Regions from separate parts of the Mus musculus genome. Here regions 1 and 3 are each linked to region 2. A link is a loop called in an ENCODE intact Hi-C map of the cell type or tissue named here. Cell type or tissue: heart. All regions are shown on one strand. Each heading gives the region's core, and the rest is flanking DNA. Links, peaks and the distances in the headings are about the cores only.

Region 1 (10,684 bases), core at 3,314-8,313, 61 kb after region 2:
CCTCTAGAAGAGCATTCAATGCTCTTAACTGCTGAGCCCATCTCTCCCGCCCCAAAGTCTTCGTCTTAAACACAACTTTTGCCAATAAAATTGGCCCACATAGCAGATAAAAAGAGTCATGATAAAGAAATTTTGAGTTTTTAGACTTGTTTATTGGCTTGCTTTTTGTTTGGAGTTTGTATGTTTGCTTGAGATAAGGTTTCCTACACCCCAGATTGGTGTTACAGAAAATGTGTTACAGAAGCTAGTGGTGAATTCCTGATCCTCCTGCCTCCACCCCCCAAATGCTGGGATTACAAGCTTGTTACCATGCCCAGCCTTGGCTTTAGTTTTGGTTCCCTCCCTCCTTCCCACGTTCTTTTCAGTTTTGTTTGATTTGTAGTACTAGTATAGAGTCTCGGGCCCCAGGAATGCCCGCAAGTGGTCTACCACTGTCTTACATTCCAGTTGGGTTTGTAAAGTAGGTCTCACTGTGCAGCCCTGCCTACATTGGTGCTCTCCCAAGGACTGGAATTACAGAAATATACACAACACCCAGCAAACACATTGTATAGAAAACAGATGTAATTGAATAAGCTATTATAATCACCCTTGAAAACATTACCCAGGGGCTGGAGAGATGGCTCAGAGGTTAAAAGCACTGGCTGCTCTTCCAGAGGTCTTGAGTTCAAATTCCAGCAACCCCATGGTGGCTTACAACCATCTGTAATGTGATCCCATGCCTTTTTCTAGTGTGTCTGAAGACAGCTACAGTGTACTCATACACATAAAATAAATACATCTTTAAAAAAAAATCCCAGCACTTAGGAGGAAGAGGCAGGCGGATTTCTGAGTTTGAGGCCAGCCTGGTCTACAGAGTGAGTTCCAGGACAGCCAGGGAGGGCTACACAGAGAAACCCTGCCTCGAAAGACCAGAAGGAAGGGAGGAAGGGAGGAAAAGAAAGAAGGAAGAAAGGAAGGAAGGAAGAAAGGAAGGAAGGAAGAAAGAGAGGGAGGGAGGGAGGGAGGGAGGGAGGGAGGGAGGAAGGAAGGAAGGAAGGAAGGAAGGAAGGAAGGAAGGAAGGAAGGAAGGAAGGAAGGAAGGGAAGGAAGGAAGAAAACATTACCCAGAGAAAAATGTGGACACTTACACACTGTCACTTAGCCTTCCCTGGCCTGTTTATAAATGATTAAATGTTTGGGGTTGAACCAGTGACTTGTGTGAGTGCTAGGAAGTGGTCTGTACATACCATCATCTTCAATCATTGCTTTGCTTTCTTTCTGAAGACAAGGTCACCCTACATAGCTTTGGCTGGCCTTAGTTTTGCTATGTGGCTGATCTCAAGCTATCTTCCTGCCCTCACTTCCAGGCGATGGAACTATGGCCATGTTCCAGCTTGCCCAACTTTATATATATTTCACATTTATTTTAAAATCTATCAGTTCACAGAGGTCTCCTCTATTCCATCTTTTTCAAGTTATCCATTTGGGAAGATCTAGACATGGATATTCAATGAATACCTGGATTAATTAATACACAAGTATCTGCAAAGCAGACACCCTCAGGCCCTGTTGTAAGAGCTGGGATACGTTTTATACAGGCACACTTCCCAAATAAGGGAAGATTAATTCTATTTCACTGCCTTGTGGCCTACTTTCTACATGAACAGCACAACTGTTGCTAGCTTTCCTTTATCCAGCATCTTTAAAATGACTCAGTCTCCTATTATCTTTAGTTTTTGTTTTCTGAAACAGGGTGTGATATATCCCAAGCTGGCCTTGAGGATTGCTGGTCCTCCTGCCTCCTATCTCCAGAGACAAGCCAAAATCACCAAAGCAAGTTGATGCAATGTTGGCAACAGTGCCCACAGCCTTGTATGTTCCAGGCAAATGCTATACCAACTAAACTCCTTTCACCAGCCTTTCAAAAGGATAGCCAGTTAGTTATAATAATAACAACAACAACAACAATACACACACACACACACTGAACTTCTAGATTTAAACACTTTGCACTTAATTATATGTACTGAAGTTCAGGTCCTCCTACCTTTGCTGACAGAACCTTGAATGAGTCATGTTAATGAGATCCTAACAGTCCTGCCTGTTTCCCTGCTGACATGCATTGTTGTACAAACATCTTGTATATTTTCTGGCCCAGGCCTGGGATCAACCAGCCTCTAAGGAACTGGAATCTTTCAGTAGGAAACAGCATGGTGGCACACAGCACATGCCTCTGACCACAGACACACACTGTGGAGAGTCTGAGACTAGCCTAACAGTATAGCCCTGATATGGGGCCCAGGCTGGGCTCAGCTTCCTGGGTGCTGGGATCACAGGCACCAGAAACCACACCCAGCTTTGATTTGTCTCAAAAAAAAAAAAAAAGACCAAAGGGCTGGCAAGATGGCTCAGTGGGTGGAGATGCCTACTGCCAAGCCTGACCACCTGAGTTCAATCCTTGAGACTCACATAGTAGGTGAAGCAGCTCTCCACATTCACATGTACATACACACATCACACACACATATGCACACACATTCACACAGGCACATGCACATAAATAGTAAAACTTGTAAAAAAAAATAGCAAATAAAACATGATCTGTGCACTATGTCCATAGAGCTGTCACTCTTTCCAGACCTTCCCAGTACTAAAGAAAGAGGAATCTCCTGTATTGATTACTTTCCTATTGCTGTGATAAACACCATACAGAAGACTTTATTTGGGCTTCCAGTTCCAGAAGGAGAAGAGTTCATGATGGGGGCTTAAGGGACGGCTCAGGGTGTAAGTGTACTTGAAGCTCCTGCAGAGGAGCCAGGTTCAATTCCCAGCACCCCAATGGTGGTTCATAATAATCCCTAATTCCATCTTTCATCTGATCTCAGTGTATGTAAAGCATGTATCTAGTGTGTTCATGCATATGCAGGCAAAACATTCACACATAAAATCAAATGTATAAATAACTGGTGGTAGTAATCGCAGCATTCAGGAGGCAAAGGCAGGAGGATCTCAAAAGCCCAGTGTCAGCCTGGTCTATAGAGCAAGTTCCAGGACAGCCAGGGCTACATAGAGAAACCGTGTCTTGAAAAAAATTAAGCTGGGCAGTGGTGGCACACACCTTTAATCCCAGCACTTGGGAGGCAGAGACAGGTGGATTTCTGAGTTCCAGGCCAGCCTGGTCTACAAAGTGAGTTCCAGGACAGCCAGGGCTATAAAGAGAAACCCTGTCTTGGGGGGGGGGGGAGGAAACAATAAGAAAGAAAGAGACAGAGAGACAGAGAGAGAGAGACAGAGAGAAGAGAAGAGAAGAGAAGAGAAGAGAAGAGAAGAGAAGAGAAGAGAAGAGAAGAGAGAGAAGTCAGTCCATGACGGAAAGAAGCGTGGCAGTAGGAGCTGAAAGCTCACATCTTGAACAGAAAGGAGGCAGAGACTGGGAAGTGGGACCAGCATGGGCTTATCTCCTCCAACGAGGCCACACCTCTGGACCTCCCCAAAGAGTTTCACTGCCAGGGCACCAAGCATTCAGATACCAGAGATAATGAGAGACATCTTTCATTCAACTACTACAACACTTGATAATCTTATGGCACTTACTGTCCAAAATTAGGATTAGTAGATGGATGAGGTGGGGCATGCCTGCAGGAGCAGCCACTGGAGGGACCAGGGGTAAGGATGCAAGTGCAGGGCATCCTGGACAACTCAAGGAGACCTTGTCTCAAATTCAAAAGTGAAAAAAAGAGAACTAGACATGGAGCTCGGTTGTAGAATTCTTGCCTAGCACGTGCAAAGTCCTGGGTTCAAACCCCAGAACCATACTCTTCTATAAAACAAAACACACACTCATGCACACACACACACACACACACACACACACACACACACACGGACACAAATCCTTTTATATGTGTATGGCTGCTCAGCCTGCACATGTATCTGTATACATATGTATCAGGAATGGAGTGGCAGATGGTTGGGAGCTTCCATGTGGATACTTGTCCTCGAAAAGAACAGCCAGCCGGGCATGGTGGCACAGGCCTTTAATCCCAGCACTCGGGAGGCAGAAGCAAGCAGATTTCTGAGGTCGAGGCCAGCCTGGTCTACAGAGTGAGTTCCAGGACAGCCAGAGCTCTTAACCACTTAACCATCTATCCTGTCCTGCCCAATGTCCCCAGATCTAATCCTTAAGGATGTAGAAATTCTTGGGACGTAACTCAGTTGGTAGAACTCTTCCCTAGCATGCATGAAGCCCTAGTCAATCTAAGTTCTATATAAAGCTGGGTATGGTGTAGTTCCCAGCATTCAAACTTGAGAGGCATCGAGGTCAGAGTTAGCCTCAGCTATATAGTGAATTCCAGATCCGCCTAGGCTACATGAAATGCTGCTCCCTCCCCCAAAAAAGACCCACGACATGAGAGTGTTAGACTATTTCATCACTATCCAACTGTTTTCTAATAAACACATTTTAAAGTCCCAAGATAAATTAGCACATTACTCCCCTTCCATCTTACACAGGAAATGCTTCTTTCGTTTAGTGTGCACTTGTGGGGCATCAGTCCCTTCAGAAGACTGAGTTCCTACAATCACCAGGCTCCTGTTTGCAACCAGAGAGGCTGAGAAGGACCATCCCCCCATGTGAAAACTGGCCAGCCTTTCCCCCAAAGACCAGGTCGCCCTCTAGTGGAGCTGCTCGAGGACACAAACAAAACAGGCCAAACCTGGTGGAACAGGAAGTCAACCAACTGATATTTACTTAATCATTAGCCAACTTGGTCTAAAAATGGGTGCTGACAGAAGAGAAACCTCTCTGTGGTTAGTGACTTAGTGTAACTCGGGACAGCAGAAGCTGCTCAAATTCAAAGCACTTTACAAACTTAGCAAGCATTGAAAGGCCAACAACACATGTCGGAGTGACCTTTAGGCACGGGGGTGCTACCACCTCCCTCCTGACTCTTATATACATATTATTTTTTATTTTTTTATTTTTTGTTTTTTTTTTTCCGAGATAGGGTTTCTCTGTGTAGCTCTGGCTGTCCTGGAACTCACTCTGTAGACCAGGCTGGCCTCAAACTCAGAAATCTGCCTGCTTCTGCCTCCGAAGTGCTGGGACTAAAGGCGTGCGCCACCACTGCCCAACTACATATTATTAATTTATTGATACTTCTCCTCTTCTTAGCACTTACAGATCTTACTGAAACCTACTCATAGTGCAACTCTGCCATCAAAACAGGTGAAAGAGGCTGGGAAGGTGGCTCAGTCAATACAAGCAGGGGCACCTGCATTCTCATCCCCAGTACCAGCCTGGAAAGTCCAGCACTGCCCTTGTCACATGTCTGAAATGCCAGGGCTAAGAAGCAGGCCGAAGAATTCCTTGCTGGCTAGCCAGTAGGGCCAATCAGCTAGCTCCAAACTAAGTGAGAAGCCCTGTCTCAAAAAATAAGTTGGTAAAAGTTTTTTAAAGACATGAAAGTAGGAGGAGGCTTGGAGGGGGGGATGGGGGGGCAGCTGGAGTGGCTGTGGTCAAGAGGCACTGTATATATGTATGGAATTCTCAAATAAATAACTTGGAAATTTTTGAGGAAGACACCAGACATCCATTTCAAGCCTCTACATCAACTGATACACATGTTCACATGCACCAGAACACACCTGAACACACAAACACACTACACACACATGCATCCACACATATATAACGATAATAAGGAAAAAATTTTACAGGCCTCTTTTCTGGACCTAATCATAATGTTTTGTTCATGTTCCACCTTAGCTATCATCCATTTTGTTATTTAATCACATAATGAGCTTGGATTTTTCAAATTTGTATTTACTTCTTTGGGTGGGTGTGGGTGAGTAGGGAGGTATGCATGAGGAGTTCTGAGAACAATTTGTAGGAGTCCATTCTCTCTCAAGTCATAAGACTTAGTAGTAGCTGGGCATGGTGGCACACGCCTTTAATGCCGGCACTTGGGAGGCAGAGGCAGGTGGATTTCTGAGGTCGAGGCCAGCCTGGACTACAGAGTGAGTTCCAGGACAGCCAGGGATTTACAGAGAAACCCAGTCTCGAAAAACAAACAAACAAACAAAAACAAAAACCCCAGACTTCCTAGTAAGCACCATTACCTAGCAAACACCCTTACCTGCTGAAGCATCTCACTATCTCACTGGCCCAAACTTGGTTATTTTTTTTAAAAGATTTATTTATTATTATATCTAAGTACACTGTAGCTGTCTTCAGATGCACCAGAAGAGGGCGTCAGATCTCATTACAGATGGTTGTGAGCCTCCATGTGGTTGCTGGGATTTGAACTCAGGACCTTCAGCAGAGCAGTCGGTGCTCTTAACCACTGAGCCATCTCTCCAGCCCTCGGTTATTTTTATTTTATGAAGAACTGCAGCAACATTGGGTTTTTGTTGTTGTTTGGTGTGTATGTGTGTGTGTGTGTGTGTGTTCAATGTATACACTGAACCCAGTATATACAGAATGCCAAGCAAGCACTCTCCCATAGAGACATATTCCTAACCCACTAAAAAATTCATTTCAGTGGCTACCAGGTATTTTTATAACTGTACAAAACTGACCATAATTTATTTAACCAACCTCTTATTGTATATTTGGATTTCTTTTATTTCCAGTATCCCACTATTATCAGTGATTGTTAAGCAGAACATACATTTTTATGTAGGTCCAAGTTTGATTACAGATAGCAGTATCACTAGGTCACAGTTTAGGGCTATGAGGGCTGGCTAGGACTGGTTAAAAAGATAAAGCATCTCTCAGATTAGACATTCTGAAAGGGTGTACCAGTAGAAATAAGGCACTTCTAGGCACATTTGATTGGCAGACAAAATTTTCGAATGAAGTAAAAAGACAATCAGGTTGGGAAGTCTGTATTTGAAGTAATAAAAAAACGAAAAAACAGTCAGCTCTTAAGAACGAAATACTTTTAAGAGTAGACTTGAGCAGATCAAGGAGTGGAAGAAGTCTGAAATGTGGAAAAACAGCCACTGTGAAAATAACCTCAAGTAATCAGTTAAAAAATATCTACAGAACTTGTAAGAACTAGAAGAGTAATAAGGAAGGAAAAATACTAAAATTATTACAGACTTTCCAGGCCAAATAACCCAAATACCTAGGAATCCTGAAAGTTCCGTGTATGTTTGAAATACCTGTCCACATAATTAATGGAGACCAGCCAAAGAACAAAATGCTGGGCGCTTGTTTACAGTTAAGAATTTTAAGGCAGTGACAACCTGCGTGGATCGGGAGAAAATGTTGGGGTCTCCGGCCTAGAGACCAGGAAACCTGACACAGAACCTGTCACATGCTCGCCCCGGGAGCTGAGGTGTCCTCGCGATGGCCCACCTCTGGGCCAAGGCCGACATCGCCCGCCTCTCTGGCCTAGGAAACCATCCCAGACAAGGTAGGGTTGGCCTTGGACTCACCCTAGTTACTCATAAACCAACGGGAGGTGGCGAGCGACAGAAGCCTAGGGACGGTCGGCAAAGCCCAGACCCAAGGGGCGCGTGCGCACTAAGGCAACCGGAAAGGCTCCGGGGACGGCCGCGGCACTTAGGGAGCGTATGCAAAGACCAAGAAAGGAAGCCAGGGGTCGTCAGACAAGACCCCCGCTGGTAAGCGTGTACACAGCAGGGTGGAGAGGCCCAGGTCCCACCAGTGAGGACTGCTTTCGACAGGCCGCTAGCGCTACAGCCAGGGGAAAACGGTTGAACTGGGGTTGCTGGGAGCTGAGGGAATAGGAGCGATTGGGCACGCAGTAAAAAACAAACAAACAAACAAACCACTCGAGGCCAAGCGACCTTAAGGGACCACCTCGCAGACTTGATGTCTAGTTCCGCTACGTCTAATGCAGGTCGCAGCCAATTCCAGTCCGCTACGACTAAACGCCCCTCTTGGGTTGAGCAAGTTCCCCAGCCCACCTATCAATCACAGGTCTCAGCTATCCAATCAGAGGGCCGAGGGGGAGGGACTGCTTGGAGCGTCGAGTGACGTCAGCAGGCCTGGCCGCCAGAAGCGTGACGGACGAGGCTCGCGACTGAGGAGCTGTTAGCCGGCGCCGCAGCGATAGTCGCTGTAAACAGGGCCTCGCCCCTGCGGGTCCTGCGACAGCTCCTGGCTGGTGGGTGGTCTCGCGTGGGGCGGTAACCGCCAGACGCCGGGGGGAGGTGCTTCTCCATTTTCCCTCCCCCTGTTGTACACACCCCCGGCGCACCACGTGGGCGTGAAGCTAAACTGGAGGGGGTGTTAGGCTGACTTCTAACCTCATTGGCTGTTGATGCTGCCGGCCCGTGCAAGAAATTGCTCTGATTGGTCAGTAGAGGGAGGCGTGGGGGGGGTCTGAGTTCTAACGCCTCTGGTTGGTTGTGTGAGATAAGCTAGTGAAATGCGTTCTTCCGCAAGGGGTTTTGATTGGTCAGTCGGAGAGGTTATCTGGGATTCAGCCATCCCGGGCCGGGGACTTTGATAGGTGAGTTTGGTTAGGAAAATGGGAAATTCCTCTTCGTGGACTCTGATTAGTACGGTAGGGTTGCACCCTAGGTTTCATATGGCTTTCTTTGCTTCACAGGATTGAGAAAGGTTTATGTTCCCGATACCCTGGGAGCTGTCATAGCTAAAGAGAAGGAAATCTCAGTCTCCTGGAGGGGTCACCCCTCTAAAGATAGCTTCTGCCCCGTTTCTGGAAACCCTGGTATTTCTACAGCAGGCTTTGCTTTCACCAAACCCAAGTTGGAGACAGGAGCAGCCCCTGCGCAAGACATAAGGATGCTGTAACCAGAAGATGGGATCACGGAACAGCAGCAGCGCCGGATCCGGGTCCTTAGAACCCTCTGAGGGCTTGTCCCGAAGAGGGACTGGCCTGCGTCGTAGTGAGGAAGAGGAAGAAGAGGATGAAGATGTGGATCTGGCCCAGGTACTGGCCTATCTCCTCCGCAGGTAACTTACCCTCTGCTGTGACACTAAGTGTCACAATGTCTTGACCTCAACTTCAGGCAGGAAAAGTGCAGAGGATAGGGAATGGCATTGTCCCAGGACAATGGTTGTGTTTGAACAGAACGACCTTTCCCTGCTGGATGTCCATACACTCTGCGTGGCTCCCTACCCAAAATGGTTCTTACAACTCTCATAGTTGAGGAGCTCCTAAGGGAAGCCTTTTCAGCTGTGACAACACAAATGTCATCAGTTTTCCAAGAAAATAAAACGAGAGAAGGGAGAGGGATTATGGAGGAAAGGAGAGATGTGAAAAGAGTTGGGAAGGGGGTGCTAAGTCACTTGCCATGTGAGATGAAGCCATGTGGATTTACTTGAAAAACAAGTTTACATCGGCCTTACTAGCCCTGCTCTTAAGAAAAGAATGCCCTCAAGGGGGTGACCACCAGGAACTAAGAACGTTTTGTTTGCTTGCCTACGGTTCCTTGGGAAAAGATGAACCTAGTATCCCTGCAGACCCTGTGTTCTGTGTTGCGTTCCTACACCGACGGCTGTGAGGGTTGTTGTTGTTGTCAGCTGGACAGAGTCTGAAATCACCTGGGGGACACGGCACACCTGGGCGGGATGGATTATTTAGCCTCTCTGGGCAGGCCTGGAAGGGATTATGGCGATTGGGTTCATTGGAGCAGGAAGACCCACTCTGAGCGTGGGTGGTGCCATTCCCATGTGGGTCCTAGACTGTATAAAAAGGAGAAAGCTAGCTAAACCCAACCATTCATCCCGCCTTCTTCCTGACTATGAGTGCTGTGTTACCAGCTGTTCCTGGCCCTGCTACTTTGATGGCCCCGCTATGACAGACTCTGCCCTTGAGCCATGAACCAGAATATACCTTCTCTCACTTAAGGTGCCTTTGTTGGGGTATAGAAGGAAAAGTGGAAGTGCTCTCCTAATTCTTAGCTCTTGAATTCAGGATATAGCTTTGTGGTAGAAGCTTACCCAGCATGCACTGAGCCCCTGGGTTCAGTCCTTAGCCCTGGGGGAAAATTATATTTAGCCCTGAGAGAAATCAATTTAGTAGGTCAGTCTTCATAACCTGTTAGAACTCTGTGTTCTTACTCTTAAGAGTTAAAGCTGGTTTCCTGCTGTGTCTTTTTTGTGTGTTTGGGGTTGGTTGGTTTGTTTATTTTATTTTTGAGTCAGAGTTTCTCTGTGTAGCCCTGGCTGCTCTGGAACTCACTCTGTAGACCTGGCTGGCCTTGAACTCACAGAGATCCACCTGCCCCTGCCTCCCAAGCGCTGGGATTAAAGGCATGCGCCACCACTGCCTGGCCCTACTATGACTTGTAGGAGACTTAAAATCCAATTTCAAAAGGAGAACCAACTGACTAAGAGCCAGATAGCCATTGGTTAGATGGGAGAAGGAATCCCTCCTTTATAATGGGGATCTCTCCGCAGAGGCCAAGTGAGACTGGTGCAAGGAAGAGGTGCAGCAAATTTACAGCTCATCCAGGCCCTCTCGGACTCAGAGGAAGAGCATGACAGTGCCTGGGATGGTCGCCTTGGAGATCGATATAACCCACCCGGTAAGAGGAGAGGCCATCTAAGGTTTTTGGCTTTATGTTTTGTTTCTAAGACAGGGTCTCTCTATCTGGCAGTTCTAGAAATCTCAATGTAAACCAGATCTGCCTTCTGCCTCCCGGGTGCTAGGATGAAAGCTATGCATAACTGACAATCTAATCTTAATGTTGGAAGATG
Region 2 (5,000 bases), core at 1-5,000:
CAGCCCCCGATGTCACCACAACTTACTCTCCCCCACAATGCACTTCATGTCCCACCAACGTCCAAGCAGGGTGGGCTGCCCCCATCTTAAGAATCCAAAGTGGGGCTTTACCTCAGCACATCCTGCTGAAGTACAGAATGCCCACGGGTATGGAATGCAGGAGGCAGGCCCACCTTCCAGCTCCCACAGACTCCTGAGTGGAAAAACCACCCTGCTCAGCCCCAAGTTGTTCCTCCACCATGGGGCCCTCTAACATTATAGACCCAGCCCGACGAGCAGATAGGATTTGGGGAGGGGGGCCAGCCAGGGTCTGGAGACTTGGGGCTCAGCTCAGGACAAATCCTTCCTCCCCTTCCCTGAAGGGACTTTGTCCAGAAGCTGGCCGGGGTGTTTGGGGAGAACGGGAGCTGTGTGCTGCATGCGCTCATTCTGTCCCACAACCCCATCGAGGACAAGGGTGAGCCCCAGCCCTGAATCCTATCCCCACTGCACTGCGGACCCTTACCCCAGCCCAGAGCCCAAACCTAGGTCTAAATAGAGCCTTGGCAGCCTGAAGATCGCCCCAAGCCCAAGCACCTCCATCCTTGACCCCAGGCCTACACCCAACTCCAGCCCCTGTCTGACCACTCCACCTCGCCCTCCGCTGGCGGCCATTCGCCAACCTGCTTCCTCCACTCTTCAGGTTTCCTCAGCCTGAGCCAGCAGCTCCTCTGCTTCCCTACGGGCCTCACCAAACTGTGCCTGGCCAAGACTGCCATCTCTCCTCGAGGTACTCACACCAGGACCCCCGGCCTCTGAGATGTTGAGCCCTAGAGGTGTGCCCACACACTTGCACACCGAGGGAAAGGAATCACGCGGGGCTGGGGGGGAGGGGGAGGGGGCGATCGTCGTGGGTGAAGAGGATGGGGACTAACCCAGCCCAGTGCCTGCTGTGCTCAGGGCTCCAGGCACTGGGCCAGACCTTCGGGGCCAACCCAGCCTTTGCCAGCTCCCTCCGATACCTGGACCTGAGCAAGAACCCAGGGCTGCTTGCCACAGACGAGGCCAATGTGAGTCCATGGAAGGTAGCCTCAAGCACCTACAAAAGCATGCTTGGGATTCGAGGGGAGCCACTCCCCCCATGGCCCCTGGGGGCAGGGAGATGCATCCACGCTTTTCTCTTCCTCTATTGCTTCTTTCTCAGGCCCTCTATAGTTTCCTGGCCCAACCCAACGCCTTGGTACACCTGGACCTTTCAGGGACTGACTGTGCCGTTGACATGGTGAGGAGGGGTTGGTGGTGGAGGGAGCCAGACAGAAAGGGTTGAGAAAAGTCAGGAGGGGGCCTCCCATCTCACCCTCCTTCCCTGAGCACAGACATGGACGGTGATACAAGGGTGACTTCGGGTTCATGCACAGTATAGACCGTATGCACTTCATTCAGATCACAAGGTCATGCTGGCTTTGCCTAAAAATAGACCCTCACTCCATTCCTGGCACAGGGCTCTATGTCTACTAGCAGGAAAGGACATTTCTTTCCCCTAACTTAAGAAAGTGCTCCTTGGAGCCTGCAGCGTCCTGTTTTACAAATACAAACACTGCCTGTGAGTCTCTCCATGTCCCTACATACCCTCCACCCCTACCCTCCGCATCTGAAGAGCAAGGTGGGTTTTAAAAGGCTGAATGGGTGTTCTCAGTGGAGCCTCAGAGAAAGGAATGCCAGGAATGGGGGTCCAAGATCTTAAGAGCCGCTGCGTCTCTCCACAGCTTCTGGGCGCCCTCCTTCATGGCTGCTGCTCTCACCTCACCTACCTCAACCTGGCTCGAAACAGCTGCTCCCACAGGTGGGGGCGACGGGGCCGGGAGGGATGAGGAACCCATGCCCGTAGCCCTCCCCTACTGACTCTCGGGGTCTCCACAGGAAGGGCCGGGAGGCCCCGCCAGCCTTCAAGCAATTCTTCAGCAGCGTCTACACCCTGAGCCATGTCAACCTGTCAGCCACAAGGCTGCCCCTGGAGGCCCTCAGGTTGGGTGGGTGAAGGGTTGGAAGATGCCCAGGGGAGCCGTGGAAGTGTTTGGGGAGGGGTAAATGTGGGCCTACTGACCTTCCCACTACAGGGCACTTCTTCAGGGCCTCTCCCTCAACAGTCACCTCAGTGATCTGCACCTGGACCTTAGCAGCTGTGAGGTGAGCCCCATGTCTCCCCTGTCCCAGCCACCAGACCAGTGTCCCTCAGTCAAGACGGAGCTCTATGCTGCCACTCCGCCACACACACACACACACACACACACACACACACACACACACACACACACAGAGTGGAGAGCAGAAACAGGGAATAGCTCTCTAGACTGACCACACCCCTTTCCCTCTGAAACTGGCCATCCAAGTTCAAGACTCCGGTATCTTTCTGCCCCTAAAGCTTTGGGTGGCTGATACCAGGCTTGCCCAGCAGAGGGCAGGAGCGAGCTGTCTGCAGAGCAGCTGGCTTTTGAGGGAGAGGAAAGGAAACCCCTAGGGGTGGTTACAGTGTAGCAAGGTTTAGAGACAGGGCCTTGAGTGACTAGCACTGTTCCCTAAAGATTAAACACGGTCGTCCATCCTCCCTCTCTGGCCTCTCACCCCCACTCCCTGTCCCTGCAGCTCCGCTCAGCAGGAGCCCAGGCCTTGCAGGAGCAGCTGGGGGCTGTCACCTGTATAGGCAGCCTAGATCTGTCTGATAATGGTGAGTAAGACCGCTCTTTGAGCATAGGGGTGAAGCCCCGAGGAGACTTCTTCTCTTCACCTTGGGCCTCAAGGCCGGGACTCTCCCATCTACTAAACAGGGTTTGACTCAGACCTCCTGACGCTGGTGCCTGCACTTGGCAAGAACAAGTCCCTCAAGCACCTATTCCTAGGAAAGAACTTCAATGTCAAGGCCAAGTGAGCCCTTCCTATGCCCACAGCCCCTGTTCCTGCCATCCACCAGTCCTCTTGGATTACTGGATGACTTCTGGCCACCCTTCTCCTCCTCTAATAGCAAGTCCCTGGTCCCCTCCCCTCCTACTCTGACCCTGACTTCCAACAGGACTTTGGAAGAGATCCTGCATAAGCTGGTGCAGTTGATCCAAGAAGAGGACTGTGTGAGTGACCTAGCCTAGGAGGGACCTGTGGGTGGGTGGTATGGGGACCCACCCTAACCTCCGTTCTCCCACTCAGTCCCTGCAGTCGCTGTCCGTGGCAGACTCCAGGCTGAAGCTTCGCACCAGCATCCTTATCAATGCCCTGGGCAGCAACACGTGCCTGGCCAAGGTGGATCTGAGTGGCAACGGCATGGAGGACATCGGGGCCAAGATGCTGTCGAAGGCGCTGCAGATAAATTCTTCCCTCAGGTGAGGCGCGCATCTCCACCCCTCAACCTAGATCCCTGACCCGCTGACACATACGAGTATTTTCCCTTTGGCCTCTGTGCCCTCCGTTTCTGGAACCATGTCTGAGTCGGCTTCGTTATGGGGGGGGGGGTTGCTCAAAGAAGGTCACACCTCTGGTCTTTACTGAGGACCCAGAGAGAGAGGTGTCGACTGGTATTCACCCTCCCTCAGAACTATACTATGGGATCGGAACAATACGTCTGCCCTGGGCTTCCTGGACATTGCAAGGGCCCTGGAGAGGTGAGTAGATCAGAGCTCTGTCCTGACATAGGCCCCCAGCCTCCCTGTGCTAGGACTGAGATTAAACTACCCTAGGTCCATCCCAGTTCCCTGACCTACAGGATAGCAAGAAGAGGCTTGGGGGCGGGGCTCCCCTCTGTCTCTTTTCCCACCTAACTATATACTACTGTTTCATAGCAACCATACACTGCGCTTCATGTCCTTCCCTGTGAGCGACATCTCTCAAGCTTACCGCAGTGCCCCTGAGCGCACCGAGGATGTGTGGCAGAAGGTGAAGGGTCACGTTTCTTTAAGCAGGGTGAGAGAGCAGGAGGGCGGAGAGGCAGCAGCCCACATCCCCAACCCTGAGCCTTCCCACTCCATCATCTCTAGATCCAGTGGTGCCTGGTGAGGAACAACCACTCCCAGACATGCCCTCAGGAGCAAGCCTTCAGGCTGCAGCAGGGCCTGGTGACCAGCAGCGCCGAGCAAGTAAACACCTCCCTCCCAGGAACAAGGGGCATGCAGGGTACAGACGTGACTTGCTGATGCATAGGCATCGCATGGTGCCCCAGACTGGACCTGAGAAAAGAGATAATCTGATGATGGGCCCTAAATACACGCAGGCAAATAGCAGCCAGGGGGTACAGAGCATTCCAGGGGCTCAACTAGGTATTCAGGAAGGGCATTCCGAGGAGAGAAAGTGGGCCGTACGGAGGTATCACCACCGCCACTATGAGTGTGCAGCTACTATGAGTCCCAAAGGGTCTGACCTGGCACCCCCGACCCTCTTGCCACTGTGCTTCAGATGCTGCAGCGGCTGTGTGGACGAGTGCAGGAGGAGGTGCGGGCCCTGAGACTATGTCCCCTGGAGCCAGTGCAAGATGAGCTGCTCTATGCCCGGGACCTCATCAAGGACGCCAAGAACTCCCGGGCGGTGAGCCCTCCACAGCCCCACCCTTCCCTACAATCTGGAAAGCCAAGAAGGCCACCCAGTTGTACACCAGGAGCATCTAAGCATTGCTCCGTGCATGTGTCCTCGTAGCCTGGGGACCTAGTGGGGCCCGATTCTGACCTCTGAAGAGAACCTCTTCCTTCCCAGCTCTTTCCCAGCCTCTATGAGCTGGGTCACGTGTTGGCCAACGATGGGCCTGTGCGGCAGAGACTAGAGTCGGTAGCCAGTGAGGTATCCAAAGCTGTGGACAAGGAGCTTCAGGCAAGTTCTGGGAGGGGAAGGAGGCCATTGGTGGGAGCCCAGTGTTGACTAAAACAGAAGTCAGAGCAAAGAGACCAGAGGGCACAAAGGAAATAGAATGGAGACGCCCCCATACTCCTCTGTGCCTGCAACACCTAGAGCCTTAGAATTAGTTTTTCTTCTAGCTGAAGCCTTGG
Region 3 (10,251 bases), core at 1-5,000, 110 kb after region 2:
AGTGGTCTGATGGGCAATAGCTCCCTGCTGGAAGGCCTGGGTGTTGAGGCAAAGCCCTCACCCTGAGCTGCTGCCCTCACTTCACAGACTGTCCGAAATGCAAGTTCTCGTACGCACTGGCCCGGGGAGGCTGCATGCACTTCCACTGCACGCAGTGTCGACACCAGTTCTGCAGTGGCTGCTACAACGCCTTTTACGCCAAGAATGTGAGTGCAGAAAGAGGGGGAAGGGAAGGTATGGGAGGCTGCTGTGGCGCTTGAGGGGCGGGGGCCAGGGAGGGGACAGGTCAGTAGAATGGGGAACGTCTCTCTGTCCTCTTCCCCCCTCTGCTTGCTCCAGACTTGTTCTGCCTCGCTCTCCTCTCACGCCCATGCCCCCTTGCATGGGGGTTTTGAGAGTCCAGAACTCCAACAATTTCCAATTTCTTTCTCCTATCTGGATTTTTACCAGAAATGTCCAGACCCTAACTGCAAGGTGAAAAAGTCCCTGCATGGCCACCACCCTCGAGACTGCCTCTTCTACCTACGGGACTGGACTGCTGCCCGCCTCCAGAAACTGTTGCAGGTCAGAGGTGGCCAGCCTGGCTGGGTGGGCACAGGGTGGGCGAGGGTGGGGAAGACTTGCATGCCGGGAAATGGGACAGTGGCTGGATGGAGGCAAACGACGCCCCTGTCTCTACTTCTCCCTAGGACAATAATGTCATGTTTAATACAGAGCCTCCAGCTGGGACACGGGCAGTCCCTGGAGGTAAGTGTCAGACAGGCCTCTAAAGTGGGGATGGTAGACTGGGCTCCCATTGTGATGGGTAAAGCGGCTGGGGGGGCTGGGGGCTGGGGTCATTCATCTACTCTTTTGCATGGTCATTAACCTCTCCATGCTTGTTTCTGCCGATGAAGTGAGGATGATATCCACCTAATGACTAAGCCGTGTTGCCTAAAGTATCATTAAAACGCCTGACCCTTAAGTGTCTGCTCATGGGCTCTAATAGTGAGCTACTATTAATTAGTTAATTAACTCTGAGTAGTTAATGATACCTGCCGGTTGTTTTGGGTTTTTAGGCTACAGTTTTAGGTTCTGTGCCGGTCACAAAAGATGTTGAGTACGGCTCTAACCTACCCTGCTTGCCTTCTAGGTAGAAAGGTGGTTGGCTATGCAGGAGCTAAATAACAGCCAGGAGTGCAGTTTTAAAAGCATGTGACGGGCCAGTCATAGCTACATAAATATACACACACACACAAACAGTATGTGATTATGGACCATATTCCACTTTTGTAAAAAGCAGGGCAGCAAGATCTTCATTGTGCCTTCATCAGTCATTGTGCCTCTGAAACCATCTCCAGCTGCTCCTGCTCAAGCAGGATGCCCTGGGCTCAGAGCCCCCTTCCAACACGTATTCCTTCCTTCCTCTTAGGGGGCTGCAGAGTGATGGAGCAGAAGGAGGTCCATAGTGGGTTCAGGGATGAAGCTTGCGGCAAGGAAACTCCACCTGGCTATGCCGGCCTATGTCAGTGAGTGCCTGCCAGCGCATGGAGCGTGGCATTGGGAGCAGGGCTAGGCTGCCCAGGCAGTAAGCTGAGGTCTCTGGGGCCATTTGGTCCTTCACACAGTAGGAGGGAGCAAGAGAGGGGGCCCCCTGGCCAAGTGTGCAGATGGGTAGTGGCAGGCAGCATAAGAGACTGACTGACACTGCCTGCAAGTTTAGCAGGCAGAGGGGCTAATGGTTTTGCTCAATAAGAATCCCAATGTGTCCAGGACGGCCAGGGCCATTTGCATAGAGCAACACTGTCTCAAAACAACAACAAAATCCCAGTGTGGTCCAGTGAGACAACTGTGTGTGTTGGAAAAGGTACTTAGTGCCGAGTAGGGGGACCAGAGTTCTGTCCCCCAAATCCACACGGTGAAAGGAGAAGACCAACTCACACGTTGCCCTCCATCTTGCATATGTTCACCGAGACAGGGAGTGCCAGTGAGTGCGTACAACATAACACAATAAAAACAAGGTGTTGGGCGCATGTGGTTAATATCAAACGGAAGAATAAATACTCTGCTCTCTCATCTCCCCAGGGCACACTACAAAGAGTATCTCGTGAGCCTCATCAATGCCCATTCACTGGACCCAGCTACCTTGTATGAAGTGGAGGAGCTGGAGACAGCCACTATTCGCTACCTACATTTAGCTCCTCAGCCCGCGGATGGAGAGGATCTGCCTGCTTACCAGGCCCGGCTATTACAGGTAAAGCTGTCACATCCAGCTTTTTCCCTGCCCTTCCAAAAGTCACCTGTGACAGCCTATTTTCTCCACTGCAGGTTTCCAATATCATTATCCTCTGTCCTTTGCAGAAGCTGAGAGAAGAGGTACCCTTGGGACAGAGTATTGCCCGCAGAAGAAAGTAGTAGCAGAGAGCCGGGTCCTGATGGGACTTCCTGACCCAGGCCTCAGCAGCAGTTCCAGCACCAATAAAGAGGCATCTTATGGCCTAGGCTTCTTGGTGGTCCTTCTTCCTGGCCTCAGCATCCCGGGGCATTAGGGAAAGGGAGGGGGGAGAGGGACAGAATCCTGTTGGAAGGGCAGCCTACCGTAATCCAACCACCCCTGGACTCCTTCCTGGCTGGGAAGATGTGAAACACCGCGGAGGAACAACAGAGACCCTCCACATCTAGCCACCTGGCTTGGGCTCAGCGTCCTCTTTTCCCATCATTGACTTCGGCTGCTCTGTGAGAATAACCTAACATTTACCAAGCAGACACGGTTGGGGAGCACACATCAGCCTCCGGGTCTGATCTGGAGATAACCTTCCTGGGAACCAGACACGGGGCGTAGTTCTGGGAGGAAGGAGGAGTCTCACAGAGCCACAGGCCCAAGGTGCTACTGCTGACTGAGGCTGCTTCCCTCTGGTGGTAACCGCTTGCCCTGCAACTCAGACCACGTGGTTTCTAGGAAATGCACCTCCCCGGAGGAGAATTGAAACTTAGGGTGGGGACTGTAGAAAGGGGAGGAGAGATCAGAAAAAGCCTAGAACCTGCTAAGCCTGGGACCTTTTCAGCGGCTCAGGTAAGAGCAACTCTGCGTCTGCGGCGGGGACCAACTGGGAGCGATGAGAGGGGGCTGGTGAGGGCTTCCAGAGCCCTGAGCTGCAGGGAGAGTCAGAGTGGCTTGTGAATCTGAAAGTAGATGTGGCCTGAGAGACTGATATCACAGGGCCAGACTGGCTGCCAACTTAACTGTTGAGGAAGGTCTACAAAGGCCTTAGTTGACCTTTGTTTTTCTTGCCTCAGGCCCTGCCCATTTCTTCAGCTCCGCCCTTGCCCCCAGCTGCTGCCCCACCTACCCCTCTAGCAAAGAGGGGTATGGTAAGGAGAAGGTCAGTAGGCTGGGGAGATAGATGCCTTAGGAGCAAATGTTGCCTCTGTAGATGCTTGGGAGCTAAAACTCTGCCACAAGGAACAAGTCATTAAGGGAATTCTCCTAAATAATACATGTCTGAAACACTTCAACTTATCAAGACCAAATGTCTGAGGTTTCCTTTCAGGTGTAATAACGAGGAATATTCAAAAGAAGTTTTAAGAAATAGTTTTTAACCTCTGGGGATGTTTCTAGAGAGAAAAGAACATGGAAGGGTCTTCAGGGAAGGGCTTCTGCGTGAAGCTGGCCCCGGTGGCCAGGGGTTTGCAAGTTGTTGGTTCTCCCTGGGCATGATGGCGGCACATATCTTTGATCCCAGCACTTCAGAGGCAGGTGGATCTCTTGAGTTTAAGTCCAGTTTGGTGTATACAGTGAGTCCCAGGCCAATCAGGATAACATAGTGAAGTCTGGTCTCGAAATGAAAAGAGTTCTCATATATCTTGCTTCCTCTTCCTAGGATGGCCTCAGGCAAAGTACGCTGCACCCGAAAGCTGCGGAGCTGGATCGTGGAGCAGGTGGAGAGTGGCCATTTCCCAGGGGTGTGCTGGGACGATGCAGCCAAGACCATGTTCCGGATTCCCTGGAAGCATGCAGGCAAGCAAGACTTCCGAGAGGACCAGGATGCTGCCATATTCAAGGTGAGAGTTCCTGAAGGCACCCCAAAGCACTTTTGTCTGTTTGGGGTTTGGATAAAGGAAATACTAGAAAGTAGAACCTGGGCTGGTGAGATGGCTCAGCGGTTAAAAGCAACTGGCTGCTTACTCTTCCAGAGGTCCCGAGTTCAATTCCCAACAACCACATGGTGGCTCACAACCATCTGTAATGGGATCTGATGCCCTCTTCTGGTGTGTCTGAAGACAGTTACAGTGTACTCATATAAATGAAATAAATCTTAAAAAAAAAAAAAAAAAAGAAAAGAAAAAAGAAAAAGAAAGAAAGTAGAACCAACCATGTCTTTTGGAGAGACATGGTCAAAATTGACTAAGGATTTCAAACCCGCAATAACAGAATACAAACCCAGTGTAGGCTCATCTGATTTCAGGCCCCAAAGCCTGTGCAAGGCAGCCGTTTGGAGGGACATCTGGGTTATATAATACTTTCTTTTCTTCATGACATCTCTTATTAGGCTTGGGCACTGTTTAAGGAAAAGCACAAAGATGGGGACATAGGACACCCCGCTGTCTGGAAGACTCGCCTACGCTGTGCCCTCAACAAGAGTTCCGAATTTGAGGAGGTTCCCGAGAGAGGTCGTATGGATGTTGCTGAACCCTACAAAGTATATCGAATACTGCCAGCAGGAACCCTCCCTAGTGAGTGCTCTCTTGCCGCTCCTGGAAGGGGCAGACTGACAAGGATAGAGATAAGAGCCCTCCCTCTGTGGGCTTCCAGGCCTTCTTGGGCTCTCTAGTCCTGCCCAGCTTTTTGTTGTTTCAGATACTCACTCCCCCACCCCCTTTGTAGAAGACCTAACTTTCTTCTGCCTGCAACATTTCCACAGACCAACCACGGAACCAGAAATCACCATGCAAGCGAAGTATCAGTTGTGTGTCACCTGAGAGGGAAGAAAATATGGTAAGGAAAGGTACCACCCAGAAGTTGACACTCACCTAATCCCTGCCTTCCGGGAGCCCTTGATGATGTGATTGCTCGGGAAGGAAGCGGAAGAGGGAGGATGATATAATCCAAGGGAGGGGTGTGCCAGCAAGAGCTGTTGTGTCTGTAGGAAAATGGGAGGACCAATGGCGTTGTAAACCACTCAGACAGTGGCAGCAACATAGGCGGTGGTGGCAATGGCAGCAACAGGAGCGACAGCAACAGCAACTGCAACTCTGAGCTAGAGGAGGGTATGGCACTGTTTCCCCTACCTCGGTATCTATTGCACATTTTCTCTCGGACTCTTCAGTCCCACTCTGAGTGATCAGTGCCTTTGCCTCCCCTCCAGGAGCTGGCACAACTGAGGCCACCATTAGAGAGGACCCAGTGTTCCTGGAGCATCAACTTCCTCTGAACTCAGGTGTGTGGCCTTTCTGACCCTTCCTTGTTCCCTTCCTCTTGGGTCTGCTTCCTCTGACCTTGCCTGCATTGTCTACCCAGCAAAGCTTACAACCTACCTTATCCTAGAAGAACCTCTCTACCAATTGAACAGTCCATGTGGCCGATCATACTTTATAGGGCTTTTTCGCCATCAGGAAACACCTTAAGTACTTTGATCCTTGAACTGCCACATCGGAACATTGATTTCTTTATCATCATCCAGAAAACTTGAGTCTGTAAGGACTTCTTGTACACTGGGCGGCCATGGGCATTAAGCTCTGATGGGCATGACTCCTGAGTGACGGGAGAAAAGAGGAGAAGGGGGGCACCTTACTTTTTTCTTTTGTTTTTAATCCCAGCCTTTAATCCCAGCACTCGGGATGCAGAGGCAGGCAGATTTCTGAGTTCAAGGCCAGCCTGGTCTACAAAGTGAGTTCCAGGACACAGCCAGGGCTATACAGAGAAACCCTGTCTCAAATAAATAAATAAATAAATAAATAAATAAAGTCAGACCGATCTCAGACTCACTGTGTAGCCAAAGATGACCTTGAATTCCTACTTTGCTGGGTCTAAGGGCTTATGCAGTACTGGGCTTTAAGCATGGTAGGCAACTATTCTTTCAACTGAGCCACATTATGAGACAAAAGGAACCTTCTCTAACTAAGAAGGAGCTGCCTCAGCCCTGCAGCCAACCTTATCTCCCAGAGCTTTCTTGGGTTCCTGCTCTGGACCTCAGTTTTCCCATTAACAAAATGAGGACGCAGGACTACAGGGAACTTCACTTTTCTAAAGTCTCGTGGTGCTCAGGTTCCCGTGGGAAGAGGGCTTCTTAGCAGCCTCCAGGTTCCTCCCACGCCTAGTACAGCTGTGCTTTTCTGGCCCTAGACTACTCGCTGCTGCTCACCTTCATCTATGGTGGCCGAGTGGTGGGTAAGACCCAGGTGCACAGCCTAGACTGTCGGCTCGTGGCTGAGCGCTCAGACTCGGAGAGCAGCATGGAGCAGGTGGAGTTTCCCAAACCCGACCCACTGGAGCCTACCCAGCACCTGCTGAATCAGCTTGACAGAGGCGTCCTGGTGGCCAGCAATTCCAGAGGCCTCTTTGTTCAGCGCCTTTGCCCCATCCCCATCTCCTGGAATGCACCAGAGGCCCCACCCGGGCCTGGTCCTCATCTGCTGCCCAGCAATAAGTGTGTGGAGCTCTTCAAGACCACCTACTTCTGTAGAGGTAAGGGTGTCCCAGCCGGGCACTGTAGCACCTACCTTTCCTCGTTATCCCCTGGGCCTAAAGTGGGGATTCCCCACTACTATCCCCAGCAGGACATCCTCACTGCATGGGACCCCTACATTGTGTGATGCGCATGCTGTGTGGCCATGTGTTCCTGTCTGGCAGTCTTTGCCCAGCCAAGGCCATGGTAGATGAGGCTCAGCTGGAGTTCAGCACATACGTGATGCATTTTGGGGGAGCAGCCTGGTTATGTGACTGTGTACAGTTGAGTTCACGAGGAGCCTTGTGACCTTCTCCTCATCCATTGGCACACACTGTAGGCATCTTCCCCTGAGACTGTCCCTTCCCTCTATCCACTCATGAGATTCCAGTTACAGCTTGTAAATTCGAGCAGAGGAGTAGAGAGAGGAACATGGAGGACAGTGCGGGTGACCCTAGAATCATGGTGCCCTACTATTGGGAGAGTACACAAGCAACCAAGGGGTTGGTGGGCAGGGCTGCTGCTTCTGAGGACTGGGAGCCTCCTGGTGGGAGCGCCTGCTGCTGTGAACTGCCTTTCCTACAGCAGCAGGGACAGCAATATAGTGCCTCTTCGCAGCTCTAAGCCACAGCTTCTGCTCTGGCCTTGGGTGCCCATGGTACCCCATCCCAGCTCTCACAGCATCTGGCCTGGACCTCACTAAGTAGATCAGGCTACTTCAAACATGGCAACTCCGCCGCCCCAGCCTGAGTGCTAGGGTTATGGGCGTACACCACCGTGCCTGGACATACACCACTGACAGCCATACCTTACCTTCTTCCTTCCAATCCTTGACCCTTTTTCTTTCAGATTTGGCCCAGTACTTCCAGGGCCAGGGGCCCCCACCCAAGTTCCAAGCAACCCTACATTTCTGGGAGGAGAGTCCTGGCTCTAGCCATAGCCAAGAGAATCTCATCACAGTGCAGGTTAGTTCAGCCTCAGGACTGATTTGTGTCAAATAACTGTCCCTGAGGGGAAGGGGCCGCAGGGTGGTGGCTGTCCCCGCAGTGCTCACTGCAGCCTGCGCCTCACTTCCTCTTGTACAGATGGAGCAGGCCTTTGCCCGACATTTACTGGAGAAGATTCCAGAAGAGGAGAAAGCTGCCTTGTTCCTGTTACAGCACACAGAGCAGTCACCCTCTGCTCTGGGACACTGATCGTCGCGTCTCCATGGAAATAGACTTGTTCTCCACACTCTTGGTCGGCCTGCTTCTGTGATGGTTCTTATCACCGTGTGTTATCCAGCATGGCCAAGAGAAAGTGCAAGGGTGATGTTTCTCCTTACAAATTGAGTTTGCGAGGCAGACTTGTTGAGGATACTTGTAATCTCAGCACTTGGAAGACAGACCAAATGGTTATGAGCTCAAAGACAACCTGGAAGAGACTTTTATCTCCTTTTTTTTAAAGCTATATTCTCTCTCAGCTCCAAGGAACTGGAAAGTTCCAAAGGGTGTGATCTCAGAGGGAATTGTATGCTCCTCCCAGTCCCAAACTCTAAATCTAAGCACTTTATATATTTTATCTCCCAGTCCTCACTAGACTGAAATAAAATTTAGCTGGGTGAGGTATTACATAGTTGGCACATGTGAGACAAGAGGCAAGAAGACTGTGAGTTCAAATTCAAGGCCAGTCTTGGTGACACTGTCTCCAAAAAAAATAAATAAAAAGCTTCCTAAGAGCGGCTGGAGAGATGGCTCGGTGATTAAGAGCACTGACTGCCCTTCTGAAGATCCTGAGTTCAAATCCCAGCAACCACATGGTTGCTCACACCTGTCTTCAGACACCCTCTTCTGGTGTGTCTGAAGACAGCTACAGTATACTTACATATAATAATAAATAACTCTTTGGGCCAGAGATCAGCCTCCATCCGCTCACATGTTGACTACTTGGTCCTCAGTGGAACCACTTGGGATGACTAGAGGTGTGGGGTTGTTGGTTGAGTTGTGTCACTGGCCATGGGCTTTAAGGTTTCCAAAGACCCTTGCCATTCCTAGCTAGCACACTCTCTCTGTGTCTCATGCTTATAAGTCAGATGTAAACTCTCAACCTCAGCTCCATGCTTGCCTGCCTCCTGCTTTGTTCTCTGTTGTGATGGTCATGGACCCTAAACCTTTAGAAATGTGAGCTCCAAATTAAATTTTGCCTTTTCTAAGTTACCTTGGTCATGTGGTGTCTACTATAGCATTAAAAAGGTAGCAAAGAGAGCTGACGACTTCATGCAGGAGAATCTTGGCTCCACAGTTTTTTGCTAGGGGCTTCAAGAATGTGCCTACCTTGGGGGCTGGTGAGATGGCTCAGTGGGTAAGAGCACCCGACTGCTCTTCCGAAGGTCCAGAGTTCAAATCCCAGCAACCACATGGTGGCTCACAACCATCTGTAACGAGATCTGACGCCCTCTTCTGGTGTGTCTGAAGACAGCTACAGTGTACTTACATGTAATAAATAAATCTTTTTTAAAAATTATTTAAAAAAAAAAAAAAGAATGTGCCTACCTAGGGATGATCCCTGAACTAGAAGTCTAAACCTGGAAGAGACACTGGAACTACAGTCCAAACCTCCTCCAGGACGTAAGAGGGGAGGAAATTTGAGGGAAGAGTTGCCGTACTTCCTGTGTCTGCTGCTGGTGAGGACAAGCTCACCCTTGGTAGCCACTCACACGAGTGAAGGCTACGCCTAGATTGGATTCCTCTCTACTGAGCCCAACAACAGGCAGTCTGGCCTAGGCCAGGCATGGTGGTTCATGCCTATAATCCCAATACTTGGGAAGTGGAGGCAGGAGGATGAGAATCAGGAGTTTGAGGCCTGCTTGGGCTACATGCTTTTGTTTGTTTGTTTGTTTGTTTGTTTGTTTGTTTGAGACAGGATCTCACGGAATAGCCCTGGTAGTCCTGAAACTCACTGTAGACCAAGCTGACTGGAACTCAGAATTCGCCTGTCTCTGCCACCAGGCCAACTTGACCCTGCCTTAAAAACAAAAAGGACAGCCATGTTCTGGCACCATGTTTCAGTCATGTTCACTGAAACTTGAGTGCCTACTTGGTGTTTGTTTTGGGTTTTTGACAGGGTTTCTCTGTGGAGCTTTGCCTATCCAGGAACACGTTTTTATAGATGAGGCTGGTCTCCAACTAACTGAGATCTGCTTGTCTTTGCCTCCAGAGTGCTGTGGTTAAAGGTGTTCGCCACCATCAGCTAGTAGCTTTTATTGACTGGCATTCTTGTTATTCCATTTAACTTTGCCACCAAATGGGAAAGCGTTTCCTTCCCAAAGCCTCTTTAACACCTGCTCTCATGATTTCCACCAGATTAGTTCTGTGGTCACCTGACTGCCGCCACCCTCAGGGTCTCCAGTGCTGCGTAGAAGCCTGCAGAGGCTCACCCACGGCATCATGTCTGATGCTTAAATCCCTACAGGGCGACTTTGTTTCTGCTGCCTTGGACTTCTCTTCTTCCTTCAGTCTGTTGTTTTGTTTTGTTTTGTTTTGTTTTGTTTTGTTTTGTTTTGTTTTGTTTTGTTTTGTTTTGTTTCGAGACAGGGTTTCTCTGTGTAGCCCTGGCTGTCCTGGAACTC

The links. Hi-C counts contacts between places; a loop is a spot of excess contacts. Peaks named below come from ENCODE experiments on the same cell type or tissue, not always from the same donor. Only the 100,000 strongest peaks of a DNase experiment are listed, where the experiment ranks them.
Region 1: a loop joins it to region 2, with 8 times the contacts of the local background. A loop is called at or near these places in 17 of 42 quality-filtered maps.
Region 3: a loop joins it to region 2, with 5 times the contacts of the local background. A loop is called at or near these places in 9 of 42 quality-filtered maps.

Annotation. Positions count from the first base shown.
Region 1 is chr14:55,552,508-55,563,191 of GRCm38, forward strand. Dcaf11 (DDB1 and CUL4 associated factor 11) reads left to right here and starts at 7,522. Exons shown (of 15, transcript NM_133734.3): 1 at 7,522-7,614; 2 at 8,703-8,935; 3 at 10,385-10,512. The coding sequence starts at 8,781. In heart, for the core only: CTCF peaks have their summits at 6,233 (motif pointing right) and 7,535; DNase peaks (open chromatin) are centred at 4,644, 5,303, 7,474 and 8,264; H3K4me3 peaks cover 1,815 bases; H3K27ac peaks cover 1,616 bases.
Region 2 is chr14:55,495,042-55,500,041 of GRCm38, forward strand. It overlaps Carmil3 (capping protein regulator and myosin 1 linker 3), which reads left to right. Exons shown (of 40, transcript NM_001374104.1): 11 at 363-457; 12 at 683-769; 13 at 940-1,049; 14 at 1,184-1,261; 15 at 1,746-1,822; 16 at 1,900-2,004; 17 at 2,097-2,166; 18 at 2,623-2,704; 19 at 2,805-2,901; 20 at 3,047-3,101; 21 at 3,178-3,350; 22 at 3,561-3,629; 23 at 3,807-3,900; 24 at 4,002-4,100; 2 more. Among named protein-coding and RNA genes, the nearest start is that of Carmil3, 6.5 kb to the left of the region's middle. In heart, for the core only: a CTCF peak has its summit at 2,459 (motif pointing right); a DNase peak (open chromatin) is centred at 2,450; H3K4me3 peaks cover 541 bases; H3K27ac peaks cover 1,671 bases; H3K27me3 peaks cover 659 bases.
Region 3 is chr14:55,601,192-55,611,442 of GRCm38, forward strand. Rnf31 (ring finger protein 31) reads left to right here. Exons shown (of 21, transcript NM_194346.3): 16 at 88-206; 17 at 451-564; 18 at 690-747; 19 at 1,412-1,508; 20 at 2,065-2,233; 21 at 2,341-2,483. The coding sequence ends at 2,394. It overlaps Irf9 (interferon regulatory factor 9), which reads left to right and starts at 2,794. Exons shown (of 9, transcript NM_008394.3): 1 at 2,794-3,052; 2 at 3,861-4,041; 3 at 4,530-4,713; 4 at 4,902-4,975; 5 at 5,127-5,247; 6 at 5,346-5,417; 7 at 6,323-6,664; 8 at 7,494-7,609; 9 at 7,730-8,839. The coding sequence starts at 3,862. The coding sequence ends at 7,840. In heart, for the core only: no CTCF peak of the experiment used is centred there; a DNase peak (open chromatin) is centred at 2,910; H3K4me3 peaks cover 1,152 bases; H3K27ac peaks cover 1,399 bases.